Linked DNA regions of Homo sapiens: all the other regions are linked to region 2. The links are chromatin contacts, found by Hi-C or POLR2A ChIA-PET in ENCODE. All regions are on one chromosome and are shown on one strand. Each heading gives the region's core, a stretch centred on a gene start or an enhancer-like site at or near the end of the contact. The rest is flanking DNA. Distances are from core to core; before and after follow the strand shown. Region 1 holds the start of MRI1 (methylthioribose-1-phosphate isomerase 1). Region 2 holds the start of DNAJB1 (DnaJ heat shock protein family (Hsp40) member B1). Region 3 overlaps NANOS3 (nanos C2HC-type zinc finger 3).

Region 1 (3,093 bases), core at 430-2,929, 750 kb after region 2:
GGGATTCTTTCTCTTGTATCTAAAAAAGTTCCTAGAAGGCCCTCCCCTACCCCCTGAGGAGGCCCTCTCACCTAGGGCTGTACCATAGCCAGCGGTGGCCAGAGCACCAGTGTTACAGTGGGTCAGCACAGTCACCTTGCCACCGCTGGGGGCCACCCGCTCCAGGAGGTGGCGGGCTCCTAGGTCCCCAATGCTTCGGTTGTCTCTGAGGTCTTTCTCCAGCATGTCCTCGGTGCAGCAGATCACTCTGGGGTGACAAGGAGTTTTCAGCACCAGCCACCAGGACCCGGGGCCCAGGCCAACGCCTCCTCTCTGCCTAACGCTGCTGTCCTGGAGCCCTCCTGCTCAAAGCCTCTCATTGCTGTGGGGCCTGGACCCTTCGGCCAGGGCCACCGAAGTGTCACTCCGTTCATTCATGCAAAGACATGTTTACCAAGCAGTTCCGGTATGACCCAGCAGTAAACAAGACAAAAATCTCTGCTCCTGTGGAGTTGACACTGGGGTGAGTGAGCCAGCTGATGAAGAGATAATAAAATGAAGGAAAAGCCGGCAGAATCAGGCAACAGAGAGCAGCGGGTGAGCTGGATCATATAGAATGGTGGAGGAGGGCGCTATGGATACCTGGCCCGCACCAATGGCACGTGCAAAGGCTGTAAGGCAGGCTCGAGCTTGGTGGGGTAAAGTGACATTGCAGGGAGGGCTGGAGCAGAAAGGAAGTGGGGGGAAAAAGATGGCAGGAAGGGGACCAGGACAGGAAAAAAAGTTCCTCAAAAGCAGAAACCAAGAGAACACGGAGATACTAAAAAGGGCCTCCAAGGGCGGATAAGGGGCTGCGTGTATTCAGGGGAGGCACGATTAAGGAGTTAGGTTTCAGGGCCAGGCTGCCCAGGCTAGACTCTGGGCCCCATCTGTGGGGCCCTGGACAAGGGACTTAAGGTCGCCGTGCCTCAGTCTCCCCATCTGTGGGGCCCTGGACAAGGGACTTAAGGTCGCCGTGCCTCAGTTTCCCCATCTGTATAGTGGGTCACTGTACTTAAAAAGAGTCAATATAATTCCTGCTCAGCGCCGTGCCTGGTACCAGATCCCCGTACCTCTCCCGGACCGCCTCTTCCGTAGCGCCCTCCCGTTCGGCCTCCCGGGCTGCAACATCAGCCAGGTCGCGGGCGGCGCGGGCCATGTTGACAGCGGTGGGCCGGGCGGTGACGAGGAAGCTCAGCTTGTCGCGCACGAAGGCCACGAGCGCGGCGAGTCCCGGTCCCCCGGCGCCCGCCTGCAGCTCCACGGCGAGGCTGAGACAGCCCACCAGGGCTATGGCCGGGGCGCCCCGCACCTGCGGGGCAGGGATTTGGGCGTCGGAAGCTGCAGGCGCGGGCGCACTCCCACCTCCAACCCGGCCGCCCCGCCGCCCCGCCGCCCCGCCGCCCCGCCGCCCCGCCGCCCCGCCGCCCCGCCGCCCCGCCGCCCCGCCGCCCCGCTGCACCTTCATGGCGCGGATGGCCTCCCAGGCCTGGTGCACCGAGCCCACCGCCTCGTAGCGGCTCTGCTTGGGCAGCAGCAGCTGGTCTAGGATCTGCAGGGAGCCCCGCGAGTAGCGGATCGCCTCCAGGGTCATGGTGCAGCAGCCAAGCCCAGCGCAACTCAGAGGGAGCTAGGGGTCCGCGCGCACTTGGGAGCGGGGCGGGGCCGTGGGCGGAGCCTCCCCCGGAAAAAGAGACACGCACATGCGCATCCAACCCGATTCCACGGGTTCCCAGGAGGCGGATTCCACGGGTTCCCAGGAGGCGGATTCCACGGGTTCCCAGGAGGCGGATTCCACGGGTTCCCAGGAGGCGGATTCCACGGGTTCCCAGGAGGCGGATTCCACGGGTTCCCAGGACGCGGATTCCACGGGTTCCCAGGACGCGGATTCCACGTGGCCGAACCCACTCCACGACTCCTGCCAAGCCCGAACGGAGTGAGCCGCCTCCTCGGAACCACAAAAGTGGCAGCATTTATGGGACGCCTAGTGGATACCAGGCCCCGTGTTTAACAACCTGCTGTCTAGAGTTAGGGATGTATCCCCAGTGGCAAGGTAACATCAAGTGTTCAAACCAAAGAATTTGTTAAATGATCTTCCAAGGTTGAGGGGGAGGTAGTGGGGGGTCGTGTGCCCCTTGATGGATGCAAGGCTGTTTCTGGGCCATTTTCTGCTCGGTTTCATTCAAAAGTAACATGCAGGACAGGCGCTGTGGCTCACGCCTGGAATCCCAGCATTTTGGGAGGCCGAGTCGGGCAGATCACTTGAGGTCAGGAGTTCGAGACCAGCCTGGCCAACATGGTGAAACCCAGTCTCTACTAAAAATACAAAAAATTAGCTGGGCGTGGTGGCGCACACCCGTAGTCCCAGCTGCTCGGGAGGCTGAGGCAGAAGAATCACTTGAACCCAGGAGGCAGAGGTTGCAGTGAGCCGAGATCGCGCCACTGCACTCCAGCCTGGGTGACAGAGCAAGACTCGGTCTCAAAAACAAAACAAAAAAACCCCAAAAGTAACATGCACGGGGGGCTTTTCCATGGGCCACCCCTGGGCTGGGTATAATAAAAAGCTCACACCTGTGTGCTCCAGCCCCTGCTGCATCTGGCACACATCCTGGGTACCCCGTGTGCCTTGTCCCTGGCCTTGTGTGTGTGGTTCCTGGCCCCCTTTTCACCCTTCACACTTGGCCCATGCCTCCTCCTCCAGGAAGTCTGTCCTGATTCCTGGCCAACCGGGACCACCACCTTGAGACTCTTGTTACTCTGGAAGGGGACCATGTCTGTGGTCACAGCTATGACCCTATACCAGCATTTGCTGATGAGAGGCCTACCAAGCTTGGTCAAGGTGGGGGGGTGGGGGGGCAGCCCCAGGGTCCATCTAACAACCCAAGACAGGGAAGAAGAGACAGGTCTTTAATGTACGGAGTCTCACAAGGCACAAACACCCTCACCAGGACCAAATAAATAACTCCACGGTTGCAGGAAGGCGCGGTCTGGGGAGGATGCGGCATCTGAGCTCTCCCAGGGCTGGTGGGCGAGCCGGGGGTCTGCAGTCTGTGAGGGGCCTCCTGGGTGTGTCCG
Region 2 (3,227 bases), core at 111-2,610:
AGTTGGGGAAGAAAAAGAAGCACGTGTGTAAGAACGGGGAATATTTATGAGGTTCTCACTGCGTTCCAGGCACTGGGGACCCAGTGCAGACAGGACCTGGCCCCTGCCCAGGTGGCGATGTCAGACTGGGAGGGAAGACACATTGAAAGCCAAGAGACAAGATAAATTTCAAATTTAGCGGCAAGTGATCTTGAGAGGGCAGTAAAGGGAAGAAGGCGGGACTGGGAGGACCTTGGGAGATGCGCTTCCGTCCAGATCCTCACCTTGCTTTAGGAGGTGAGAACAGAGGCAGTCTTCCGTCCCAAAATCCTTCTCCCCACGGTTGGGAGAATAGCGCTGGTGGGTTTTTTGTTCATTTTACTTTATTTTACTTATTTTATTTATTTATGAGACGGAGTCTCGCTCTGTTGCCGAGGCTGGAGTGCAACGGCCGGATCTCGGCTCACTGCAACCTCCGCCTCCCCGATTCAAGCTATTCTCAGGCCTCAATCTCCTGAGTAGCTGGGATTACAGGTTCGTGCCACCAACGCCCGGGTAATTTTTATATTTTTAGCAGAGATGGGGTTTCACCATGTTGGCCAGGCTGGTCTCGAACTCCTGACCTCAAGTGATCCGCCCGCCTCGGCCTCCCAAAATGCTGGGATTACAGGCGTGAGCCACCGCGCCCGGCCTGTTTGTTAATCTTAAATAGAAACGGAGTCTCCTTATGTTGCCTAGGCTGGTCTCCAACTCCTAGGCTCAAGAGATCCTCCTGTCTTGGCCTCAGGAAGTGATGGGATTACAGGCATGAGGCTCCGCGCCCGGCCTGATAGGTTCTCTTATTGCCATGTTGTAGATAGAAGGGGGCCCCTGGGTTAGGCAGACACAGGTTAGGTAGTTCGTCCGGCGTCACCGGGCGGGAGCCCACCGCAGGCCCCACGAGACAAGGGCGAGCAGGTTCATCGCCTCCCGGGGAAAGGACTGGGTAGTCCCAGGCCCCACCCCTTCCTGGAACAGCAAGTTCGCTGTGGGTCCCGACCTACTGACCCAGGCGGAGGGCGGGACGCAGGGTAGCTGGGGCCGCGTAGAGAGGGAAAGAAGGTCGCGATTGGCTCGTCCCGAAAGGTGGGCGGGGCCTCCTCCGACCTGTGCGCGCGCGCCGCGGGGAGGTGTTGCCGAGGGCGGAGCGGGAGGGGGCGTGGCCCCGCGCGGGCGGCCGTTGACGGCGAGGCCCCGCCCCGGATGTCGCGTGTCGCTGAAAGGGCGGCGGCGATTGGCCGGCGCCGCGGGGGCGGGCGGGGCGGAAGGTTCTGGAGGGGGCTGGCGGGCTCTGGAAGCTTCCGCCGGACGGGTATATAGAGTCCGGGACTGGTCGGCGGCGGAGCCGGGGGACGGCGACAGCGGGTCGGCGGGCCGCAGGAGGGGGTCATGGGTAAAGACTACTACCAGACGTTGGGCCTGGCCCGCGGCGCGTCGGACGAGGAGATCAAGCGGGCCTACCGCCGCCAGGCGCTGCGCTACCACCCGGACAAGAACAAGGAGCCCGGCGCCGAGGAGAAGTTCAAGGAGATCGCTGAGGCCTACGACGTGCTCAGCGACCCGCGCAAGCGCGAGATCTTCGACCGCTACGGGGAGGAAGGTGTGTGCTCGCGGCCAGGGGCGCGGCCCCGCCTTTTGACAGACAGGGAAACTGAGGCACGCTGGCCCCTCTCGGCGGCCCCCCGGGAAGGACGCCCCGGGCCGTGGGGCCGAGCTGCCCCGCCCTCCGGCCTCGCGGGCCTCCGCCCTCGGATTGGCGGCCGCGCGGTGGGAGGAGGAGCCTTGGCCCAGCCGCTCGGCCAGAAGCTTCTAGCATGTCTGGGGCTGCCCCTCCCCGGGCGCCTCCTCCCGCGGCCCCGAGCAGCCCCGGGGTGCGGTGCATGGGGGTGGGGGAGCCGGGGGTGACGACGGGGACGGCGCGGCGGAGCCCGCTGCGGACCCGGGCTCACCTGGGCTCGGCCGCCGGGGTCCGCGGGGCGGCGCCTCCGGCTCAGCTGCGGGGCGAGGGGTTGTGAATGCAGGAGCCGACCCCGTTCGTGGGCTTGGGGGCTGGGTTGGGATAATTCCCGGGAAGTGATGACCTGGCCCCGGCAGGGCACGCAGGAGGCAGCGGCCGCCCAGGTCCGGAGAGCGGGGCCGCCTCGGAGGGTAAGGAGAGCAGGGCTTTTTGTTCCTGTGCCCGTTGATGATTCAGGCTGGCTTCTGGGCTTGATCTGGAGCTGACTTTTTGTGCAAGGATGGTGGCAGTGAATGCTAATGTGTGAGGATTTAAAAACTCCCTATTTATTTTTGTTTTTTTTTTTCTTCTCTTCCTACGCACCATTAGCCCTAAAACGTTGAGAGTAAACACTTACCGAAAGCCGACCCTGGACCATGTGTCTTTAGCCATCTCTTGGTGATGTTGCCAGGAGGATGGGTCAGTCCAGGAGTGGCAGGGCCTAGGTGGCACCTGGAGGTGAACACCTAACCGCATGAGTCCTTTTCCACTGTCAGGCTACGCGGAAATACTGTTGGTAGGGGGGCGTCTCTGCTGTTGGCAGTGAGAGGTAGAAACTTGGGGTTCTTCCTTGCTCTCCCCTGACAGACAAAAAAGTTCCTCCCCCATGGCTTCCAAGCTGTTTCCCCCTGTAAGGGAAGCTCGAGAGAGAGTCTGCTGTTCAGCCATCTGACTGCTTCTAAATCTGCTTTTCAGGCCTAAAGGGGAGTGGCCCCAGTGGCGGTAGCGGCGGTGGTGCCAATGGTACCTCTTTCAGCTACACATTCCATGGAGACCCTCATGCCATGTTTGCTGAGTTCTTCGGTGGCAGAAATCCCTTTGACACCTTTTTTGGGCAGCGGAACGGGGAGGAAGGCATGGACATTGATGACCCATTCTCTGGCTTCCCTATGGGCATGGGTGGCTTCACCAACGTGAACTTTGGCCGCTCCCGCTCTGCCCAAGAGCCCGCCCGAAAGAAGCAAGATCCCCCAGTCACCCACGACCTTCGAGTCTCCCTTGAAGAGATCTACAGCGGCTGTACCAAGAAGATGAAAATCTCCCACAAGCGGCTAAACCCCGACGGAAAGAGCATTCGAAACGAAGACAAAATATTGACCATCGAAGTGAAGAAGGGGTGGAAAGAAGGAACCAAAATCACTTTCCCCAAGGAAGGAGACCAGACCTCCAACAACATTCCAGCTGATATCGTCTTTGTTTTAAAGGACAAGCC
Region 3 (2,972 bases), core at 290-2,789, 640 kb after region 2:
ATAAATGATTCTGTAGAGGCCCCGTGACCTGCTGTTTGGGGCTGAGGCTTCAGTTCCTTCACCTTCCGCCCACAAACCTCTCTACCCACTTCCTCCTCCTCGCCCTCTACGAGTTTTATGCCTCAGCTTCCCTGGGAAAGCAAGGGGGGGGCGAATCTCCAGGGGTGGGTGACTGTGTGCCCACATCTGTGTGCAGGCTCTTGAGCATACACGCGGGTCGAAGCCTAAGAGACGCCCTGGGCGATCATCCAGCTGCAGGGTGAGTCCTGCGCTCCGGTGGCTTGGCCCATCCTCCAGGACAAGCTGCCTGTGGGCCCCAGACAGGAAGGAGGCCATCCCAGGAGGTTATGGATGCAAACATGGCTGAAGTCGTGGCATTTCTCATCCCACGCAAGCCTCTCGAGCCAGATGACAGTCCTGTTAGCAACCACAGGGGCTGCTGTCATCCCCAGTTTACAGAAAACAATGCCTCTGTGAAATCTGTCACTGAAAGGCTGACTGGACCTTCGACATCATGAAGCACTCTGTGACTCCTGCACCCCAGCTCCCATGGCTCAGGCGGGGTCCTCCTCCCACCCTGCAGCCTTACACCCTGGAGACCTGATGCAGGAGGGGAGGAAAGAGCAGGGTGGGTTCACACCCAGGTGAGCCCCCTGTCCACCAGGACATGCCCTGGTGTAAGCCCAGTTCCCCGGGTCTCCAGCCCCAGCGGCTCTGCCCTAGGAAACTGTAACTCCATTCCCAGACCCTGGGAGCCGCTGGGATCCTTCTGTTTTCTTTCTCCTCCTCCCCACTTCCCCCTCCACGACCCAGCTGTCTGCAAGAGCCCACCCCCATCCCCAGGGCCTCCGGTTCCAATTTAAGTCTTTTAAGTCGGAAAGCCAAGGGCAGAGGGGACAGCAAAGAGCTCGATTCCTGCTCCCCGCTGCCAGACCACAGGCCTCAGGGCTGGTTTGTGGGACGGGGGCGGGGTAGGAATGTGGACTGCACAGTGGGCGCACTGGCTTCCTGAGCACTGCCACCTGTTGCCCCAACAGGACAAGATCTGGAGGTGGAGGAGGCAGGCAGGGGTGTGGGGATTCCCCCACATGCATTTCCCCCCCGCCCTGCCAGAACAGCCCCATCCTTCTGCTCCTGCCCAAGCCCACCCAGGACATGGTCCCATTCCCTGCCCCCTAAATGTCCCTCCCTTGCTCTAAACTGCCTGGCTTGTCACTGGGGCATCCATGGTGACATAAACATTCACCTTCCTTAGTGATGAGGATGTCGGGGGGGGGGGCTCTGTCTAGTTGTGTGTCAATTTCTTCCTCAAATGAAGCCCCCACCTCCAGTACGGAGCTGGGGGTGGGATGGGAGGAGTCCACCCATCTTGCATGTCAGTGCAGGGGGTGGCTGAAAGACCAAATGTCCACAGAAAGGGTCTCATGATGTCGATCTGGCTTTGAGGTGCCATGAACCCCCCCAGCTACCCCAAGGCACCCACTTGTGTTTCTCTGCACAAAGCAGCTCACCCCAGCACCCCAGGGTGCCGAAACTCAAAGAAGGAGAAGGGGAGATCTAGGTACAGGACTCCCAGCAAGGTTCACACTACACCTTGTCCCAAGACCAGGGCTTGTCTGTTGTTGATCCATTCATAAGCATTTATTGAGGGCTGACTGGATGCCCAGCACTAGGGAAACGGCAGATGGCACAAAGGGTGGGGTCCCCAAGGACAGGGCGATTTCAGCTCTTCCCTTGCCAACCCCGGGTCATCCCCAGGGCTCAATCCCAGGCTGGGGGGAGGGTCTGGGAGTGGGGGCAGTCGTCATAGGGTGGGTCTTCCTGGAAATCCAGCCGAGCCCGGGTGCCCTTGCCCAGGTGTAGGCAGCCTCCTAGGTGGACATGGAGGGAGAGCAGGAGGGCGAAGGCTCAGACTTCCCGGCACCTCTGAAACCTAGTGGAGGGGGAGGGAGAGAAATGCTTAATCACAGGCGATGACTCAACGCTCCCCAAGTTGCCCACGGACTCGGCCTCCGGGCCTGCTGGACCTCTGGCGCCACCCAGGGGCTGCTCCGGAGACAGCGACCCCGTGACGTCTCTGGCTCCGCCGGGCGGCCCCGCTGGGACCCAGAGCCCGAGACAAAGCACAGGAGTTCCGATTCTGCGACTGTGGTGCCCTCTCGTGGCCGCCGTGCTCTGGGGTCCCCGGATCTGTTACTCCCAAAAGTTGTTCATCAGAAAGGCTGGCCGCAGGACACCATCTTCCCTATGTCCTTTTGGCCTCCAGCGTCTCCCAGTGAGACAGCATCAAACCTCACAGGAAACACTATCTTCTCCTGGAGGCAGTCTTTCATGCTTTCTTTTTTTTGTGAGACGGAGTCTCACTCTGTCGCCCAGGCTGGAGTGCAGTGACGTGACCTCAGCTCACTGCGACCTCCACCTCCCGGGTTCTAGCGATTCTCCTGTCTCAGCCCCCCGAGTAGCAGGGATTACAGGCGCATGCCACCATGCCCAGTTAATTTTTTGTATTTTCAGTAGAGACGGGGTTTCACCATGTTGGCCAGGCTGGTCTTGAATTCCTGACCTCAGGTGATCCACCTGCCTCAGCTTCCCCAAGTACTGGGATTACAGGCATGAGCCACCATGACCAGTGCTTTTTTTTTTTTTTAAGACGAGGTCTTGCTGTGTTGCCCAGGCTGCAGTGCAGTGGCACCATCTCAGCTCACTGCAGCCTCTGTCCCCTGGACCCAAGCGATCCTCCCTCGTCAGCCTCCCAAGTAGCTGGGACTACAGGCACACACTACCATGCCCAGCTAATTTTTTGTAGACACTGGGTTTCACCATGTTGCCCTGGCTGGTCTCAAACTCTTGGGCTCAAGCGATCCTCCTGCCTTGGCCTCCCAAAGTATTGGGATTACAGGTGTAAGCCATCACACCTGACCCTTTCATGACTTTAAGAAATGTTCACTGCAAAGCTGCCTGAGAGTAGTTGG

The links. A loop is a pair of places that touch in the nucleus more often than their neighbours do. ChIA-PET counts read pairs that join two places held with the same protein, here RNA polymerase II (POLR2A). Pooled maps may share reads with other maps.
Region 1: a loop to region 2 is called in a pooled map, with 4 times the contacts of the local background. The contact joins the promoter of MRI1 here to the promoter of DNAJB1 in region 2. A Hi-C loop is called at or near these places in 4 of 50 pooled maps. POLR2A ChIA-PET finds 5 or more read pairs at or near these places in 2 of 52 experiments (AG04450 and PC-9).
Region 3: a pooled map shows a loop between it and region 2 (4-fold over the local background). The contact joins the enhancer-like site here to the promoter of DNAJB1 in region 2. A Hi-C loop is called at or near these places in 7 of 50 pooled maps. POLR2A ChIA-PET finds 5 or more read pairs at or near these places in 3 of 52 experiments (activated CD4-positive, alpha-beta T cell, activated CD8-positive, alpha-beta memory T cell and activated naive CD4-positive, alpha-beta T cell).

The regions. Positions count from the first base shown.
Region 1 is chr19:13,763,108-13,766,200 of GRCh38, reverse strand. It overlaps MRI1 (methylthioribose-1-phosphate isomerase 1), which reads right to left and starts at 1,679. Exons shown (of 6, transcript NM_001031727.4): 1 at 1,481-1,679; 2 at 1,092-1,330; 3 at 72-247. The coding sequence starts at 1,612. It overlaps YJU2B (YJU2 splicing factor homolog B), which reads right to left. Exons shown (of 10, transcript NM_030818.4): 10 at 2,912-3,093. RefSeq lists enhancers at 1-482, 2,952-3,093 and a silencer at 1,260-1,309.
Region 2 is chr19:14,516,530-14,519,756 of GRCh38, reverse strand. DNAJB1 (DnaJ heat shock protein family (Hsp40) member B1) reads left to right here and starts at 1,360. Exons shown (of 3, transcript NM_006145.3): 1 at 1,360-1,618; 2 at 2,711-3,227. The coding sequence starts at 1,408. RefSeq lists an enhancer at 1-66 and silencers at 979-1,298, 1,509-2,078.
Region 3 is chr19:13,879,403-13,882,374 of GRCh38, reverse strand. It overlaps NANOS3 (nanos C2HC-type zinc finger 3), which reads right to left. Exons shown (of 2, transcript NM_001098622.3): 2 at 1,618-1,933. The coding sequence ends at 1,872. It overlaps BRME1 (break repair meiotic recombinase recruitment factor 1), which reads left to right. Exons shown (of 9, transcript NM_001345843.2): 9 at 1-27. Among named protein-coding and RNA genes, the nearest start is that of NANOS3, 3.8 kb to the right of the region's middle. RefSeq lists enhancers at 277-426, 1,017-1,106, 2,230-2,379. Within about 2 kb of position 1,539, at least 17 of the 41 ENCODE cell types and tissues checked have a DNase peak (open chromatin) inside an H3K27ac peak, as active enhancers do.